Linked DNA regions of Mus musculus: region 1 is linked to region 2. The links are chromatin contacts, found by Hi-C or POLR2A ChIA-PET in ENCODE. All regions are on one chromosome and are shown on one strand. Each heading gives the region's core, a stretch centred on a gene start or an enhancer-like site at or near the end of the contact. The rest is flanking DNA. Distances are from core to core; before and after follow the strand shown. Region 1 overlaps Wdr89 (WD repeat domain 89). Region 2 overlaps Rhoj (ras homolog family member J).

The links. A loop is a pair of places that touch in the nucleus more often than their neighbours do. ChIA-PET counts read pairs that join two places held with the same protein, here RNA polymerase II (POLR2A).
Region 1: a loop to region 2 is called in a map of v-Abl transformed pro-B cells, with 2.3 times the contacts of the local background. The contact joins two enhancer-like sites. A Hi-C loop is called at or near these places in 1 of 37 maps with a recorded cell type or tissue (v-Abl transformed pro-B cells). POLR2A ChIA-PET finds 5 or more read pairs at or near these places in 1 of 5 experiments (Patski).

The regions. Positions count from the first base shown.
Region 1 is chr12:75,647,446-75,650,145 of GRCm38, forward strand. The region is part of intron 1 of Wdr89 (WD repeat domain 89); the gene reads right to left. Among named protein-coding and RNA genes, the nearest start is that of Wdr89, 21 kb to the right of the region's middle. Within about 2 kb of position 1,398, at least 1 of the 3 ENCODE cell types and tissues checked has a DNase peak (open chromatin) inside an H3K27ac peak, as active enhancers do.
Region 2 is chr12:75,395,976-75,398,675 of GRCm38, forward strand. All of the region lies in intron 4 of Rhoj (ras homolog family member J), which reads left to right. Among named protein-coding and RNA genes, the nearest start is that of Gm34613, 19 kb to the right of the region's middle. Within about 2 kb of position 1,370, at least 1 of the 3 ENCODE cell types and tissues checked has a DNase peak (open chromatin) inside an H3K27ac peak, as active enhancers do.

The sequences.
Region 1 (2,700 bases), core at 148-2,647, 250 kb after region 2:
ACCAGCTGCCTTACTTTGGAAGTTAGAAACACTACACACTTACTATTTCTTCTAATTCCAAAAAGATGCTTTTAAAAAGTAAGCAAATGCCACCTGTAAAACTGCCAAGGGCTGGAGGGCAGGAATGAGAGAGAGAAAAAAAGACAGGAAAATTAAGAACTATTCCCTCTTACAAGTCTGGATACACAAATGTTAACATTATTTTAAAAGCCAGCTACAGGATACATGTAACAAATAACATGTTATAGTTAGAAACTGATAAGCTGCAAGAACACCAAATCTATCCAACTTCTAAAGAATTACCCTATTGAGCTGGAGAGATAGATGGCTTAGGGTTTATGAGCACGGATTGTTCTTCCAGAGGTCCTGAGTTCAATTCCCAGCAACTACATGGTGGCTCACAACCATCTGTTGCCCTCTTCTGGTGAGTCTGAAGACAGCTACAGTGAAGTCACATAGATTAAATAAATAAACCTTTTAAAAAAATTACTCTGTTGAAGAACTGAAAAACAAAGGTGGTGGCATACACCTATAGTTCTAGCTACTCAGGAGAATGAGGCAACACGGTGCCTTGAGTGGATGTGTTCAGGGCCAGCCTCAGCAACATAGTGAAAGAGCAGGAGAACGCTAGAACACCACACCCCCCCAGCCTCGTGGACAGGGAAGCAACACAGACAACTAATTCTAAGAGTAAAACTACTCAGTGCTGGTTTTTAACAGCCATTGATGAAGTGGCAGCGGCCATAATCAAGTGCAATCCTTTTGTGACTTCTCACTACAGAACCAGAAACATCACGTCAATGTGCCCCTCACGTTCGGAAGACGATCATGTCTTCCCTCTTTCCAAAGAGCTGAGACAGAAGTATCATGTTTGAGCTACACTCAGCTTTCATTAAAGACTGCTTAAGTGAAAAGAAAAAACGAAAAACCTCAGTGTTGCGTATTGTAAAAATTAGAAGAAGAAAGAAAGGCAGGAAATTGTCTAGACTAACTGGTGAGTTGAACGGCTTTGATCTAAGATGGCATTTGAGAGCCGAATGAAAGGAAGGGGGCGCTAGACTCCGTGCAGCACGGGTCTCCTGGGCAAGCCAGGTCTGGAGGCACGGAAGGACCTGGTGCTGCGGACTCAGCTGCCCGCCTGGGCTACCGAGTATGTTCAAGGCCATCTTGGACCTCTTATACATATCCTGTAAAAAATAAAAAAACCAAGCAAACCTGGGGATAAACCTCAGCGGTACGGCACTTTCTGGACACCAGATCCAGATCCAATCACCGGTGGGGAGAAACAGGGATAGGGAAACTGAGTCTTAGGCGGAGATGGGGTGTGGAGGCTGTACGGCTGAAGCGGAGACAGGGAGACAGAGCTGGGCGTGGTCTACACACTGCAATCTGGCACTTGGGGAGTGCAGGCAGGAGGACCTCAAGCTGGAGTCTAGTCTGGATACACAAATTTGTGGCCAGTCTCAGCTGTATGTGTAATAAGATCTAGTCTTAAGAAAAAAAAATTGAAAATAATTCAGGGAAGGAAGGTGAGGCAGATTTAGAAAAAAATAAAAAAGCACGGTGTAACGAAAGGTTAAAGAGGTAGCCTGATTTAGGTAAGAGCTTTGTGGACCAGAGCTGGAGCTGTAGAACTGGACGGAGTACCAATGAGGATGGCAAAGAAGAGACACAGAAGGCACGAGCATTTTAAGACTAAAATTCAAGAAGCTGGGGACGGAGGGAAGGTGCTAGGGGTCCAACAGAGGCTCGTAGTGCATCCGGTTTCTCCACAGCAACCAGAGCACACACCTGTGTGTGTGTGTGTGTGTGTGTGTGTGTGTGTGTAAAATCACCCCCCCCCCCCACCTCCCGCAAAGAAATCCTGAGAATGATTCCCGGCTCCACGAGTAGACAGCAAGGCCTGTACCATCACAGGAAAAGAGCACACAGAAAGAAACCTGCTTGCCTAAGGCAGCCAGGGCCTGATAGAACTCAGAATAGGACAGGGACAATGAGAAAACTCTCCAGCATCTCAGGCCTGACATTGTGTGCGAGATGGAAATAGCCCACAGCTCAAAGAATCTGGTCTATAGTAGACTTAGGTAACCATAGCAACAGCAAAGCCCAAACCTGATTAGACTTCCCAGTCTGACAGAGTACTTACAAGTGTTCATTCCCCAGGGTAAATACTCTCATTACTTTACACAGCGACCAGAACTCGCTTTTAAAGAGAAACCGAGTCTTAGGTGACAGCTCAGGCCTCTGATCCCTGAACTTCGGAGCAGAGGCAGGAGGATCGGGAGTTCAAGGACAGCTAGCTGTCTTCGTTGCTCTTTTTTTTTTTATTACTGTAAAAAGACATCATAACCAGTACAGCTCATAGAAGAAAGTGTTTATTATGGGGCTTACATGTGGAGGGGGAGCCTACTATCATCATTGTGGGAACTGGAAGGAAGGTGTGGCACTAGGGCAGAGGCTGAGAGCTTGGCCCACAAGTACTAGGAAGAAAGAGAGCTAACTGGAGATGGCACCCCCTGAGGTCCCACCCCTAGTGACACACCTCCTCCAACAAGGCCACACTTCTAATACTTCCAGCAAATATGGAGCAAGCATCAAAATATATGAGCCAATAGGGCCATTCTCATTTAAACCACAACTGGGCAAGCTTGGCTATCTATCAAGTCAGAGTTATATGAGATCCTGTATTTAAAAAAAAAA
Region 2 (2,700 bases), core at 120-2,619:
TAGAGAGGTGAGTGGCAGAGAGAGGGTCTGAGTTGATGCTCTGGCCACAGTGTTCTCTGCCTCCTTCCTAGAGTCTGCAAACAAATTCTTCAGTCTGGGACTCCTTTTGCAAAGACTTCTAGGAACAGTAGAGCAGAGTGGTTCCCTCCCCTGGTTTGAGAGATGGATGCACCTTGTCTCCCCAAGTTCTTTGGGCCTGTTGGCACAAGTCTTACTTCCTTGGATTCCTGTGGCACCACCATGAACTAACATACCAAAAGTTCCGGCTCTGCAGGCTATCCCTGTTGGCCTGTTTGCCCTCAGGCTTGCCTGCAGCTGGGAAGACATTTGCCTCTGTTCCTTCTAGCCACTGTTTTGTTTTTTTGTTTGTTTGTTTGTTTGGGTTTTCAGAACATTCTCATGTAGCCCAAGCTGGCCTTGAACTCTACATATGTCTAAGGATAACCTTGATCCTTTTGCCTCTACCTCTTGCTGGTATCAGCACATCTGATTTTATACAGAGCTGAGACTCAAAGTCTAGGCTTTGTCCGTTGCAGGCAAGAGTGCGGCCAGCCTGGCTCCAGTCCCCAACCCTTCTAGATACTACTGTGCTTCTTCAGTGCACCCCACCCCAGTCAAAGGAAGAGGAAAGTATTAGCTTGCTGTTTCTCTTGATTTGGCCTGTTACAAGTTGGCTTGTTTTCATTTCTTCCCATCAGATTTTGTATGCTGTGTACCGCTGTGGCATATCTCCCAGTCCTGGGAACAATGCACCCTAAGTGTTGTAAGAAACTAACAGAAAGGTGTTCTGTCTGCAGCCTCAATCTCTCCTTTGTTTTGTCTTACTTCCTTGAAAGGTGTCAGTTTGGTCAAGCCTGCTGCAGATTGCACACATGTGTGCCTAACTGAGGAGTCTCTGAGCTTTTGCAGATGGGTCCTAAATACTTAGCTGAGTAAGTCATTTGACTCCGAGGACCCGGGAAGGGCACCACTGTAAACAATAAAGGCTGTGTTTCCTTGACATAATTTTCCTTTTCAATCTTTGGTGACCCTAATGAATTTTTTTTGAGCATTCTTTTTAACATGACTGTGCCCTTTCCCTGAACCAGGACAAACTCTCCTCTCTGACCCCCTGAGCACGTAGAGCTTGACAAAACAATCGCCTCAGAACTGGGCTCTGTGTGTCTCTCACACGGAACATCCCAAATCACACCCAAGATCCGTTGGCTACTTTTCCTGGAACGATCAGCACACCCAAATGTTATGTTAACCTCCTCACACAACAATGCCTTTATGGACTGTCTCGTTATCTTTCCCCTTGTCAGAATTGGAAGAGACAAGTTTGGGCTCCTCCTGCCTCATTCAGAGGCCCGGGCTGGCAGGCTGACAGGCTAATATGCTAAAGCACTGTGGGTTGGCAGCACTGTGGGGAGGGAGGCAGCAAGTCCCCACTCATCTCTCAGGGTCCCAGAGTGAATGAACAGGAGTCAGCCAAACTCCTGGAATTTTCAGAATCCATCTGGAGCTTTGGAATTATTCGTGAGAAGTTTGTCCAAAGGCAATAGCCTACCGCACTTTCTAAGGCTTTCTCCCCCACTCTGCATAACGGACAGAGCCATCACACTACAAGCAAGCATTACAAGCAAGCACATTCATTTACTTGCTGTGCTTTTTATATGTGTGCGTGTCAACTTCCAAAGGCAGCAGGTGACATCTCATGTCATTGTTAGGGAAAAAAAATTCCCCACCCCCCTTTTCTTCTCTCTCATATCCTGTTTTTAATAAGTTTTTGACGTTTTCTCCAAATCTAAAGGCCAAACCATTGTCAAAACAAAGTCCATAAAGTAGATTTTCATCATGCACGGATGGCTTCAATTCCTGGCCTTTGATATTTCCCATTGACTTATAAAATAGCCATTCTTGTCAGAAAAGAACACTTACCAAAAAAGGACTTGCTGTCTGTAGGAAGAATTTTGAAATAAATTTCAGGATGTGATCAAAACAATTTCATTCGATACTGAGTCTTTATATATGTGGCCTTTCAACAATCCCATTTCGGGGACTGTTAGCTCAGCCAACTTGTTGCTGGGCTGGGTATAAAGGTCATAGAATAAGAAAAACAATGCACCTCAAGGGATGGGAAGAGGGCTTGTCATGTAAGAGTACCTGTTCTACAAACATAAGGTCCTGGGTTCAAATCCTCAGCACCCACAAAGAAGCCAGTAACCCTAGCATCAGAGTCGAGACAGGCAGATCCCAAGAGCTCACTAGCCAACCAGTGCAATCAAAGCTGCATGCTCCAGGTTTAGTGAGACCTTGCCTCAAGGGAACAGGACAGAGAGTGACGGAGCAGGATACTTGATATCCTCCTCTGATACACACACACACACACACAAAACACACACACAAAACACTCACTTGCACACACGCATACACACACTCTCATACATGCACACACAAATACATTCTGACATACATATACACTCACACTCTCACACAGGTATATACACATTCACATACACACATTCTCACACACACATACACATGTTCATATACATATACTCACACATACATTCACATACTTTCTCTCACACACTAACACACACATTCACACACACACATGCACACAAACACAAGTGTCTCACACACTCATACACACACACTCTCACACACATACATACATTCACACACACACACACATCTCAAGAGACAAAGATTTAA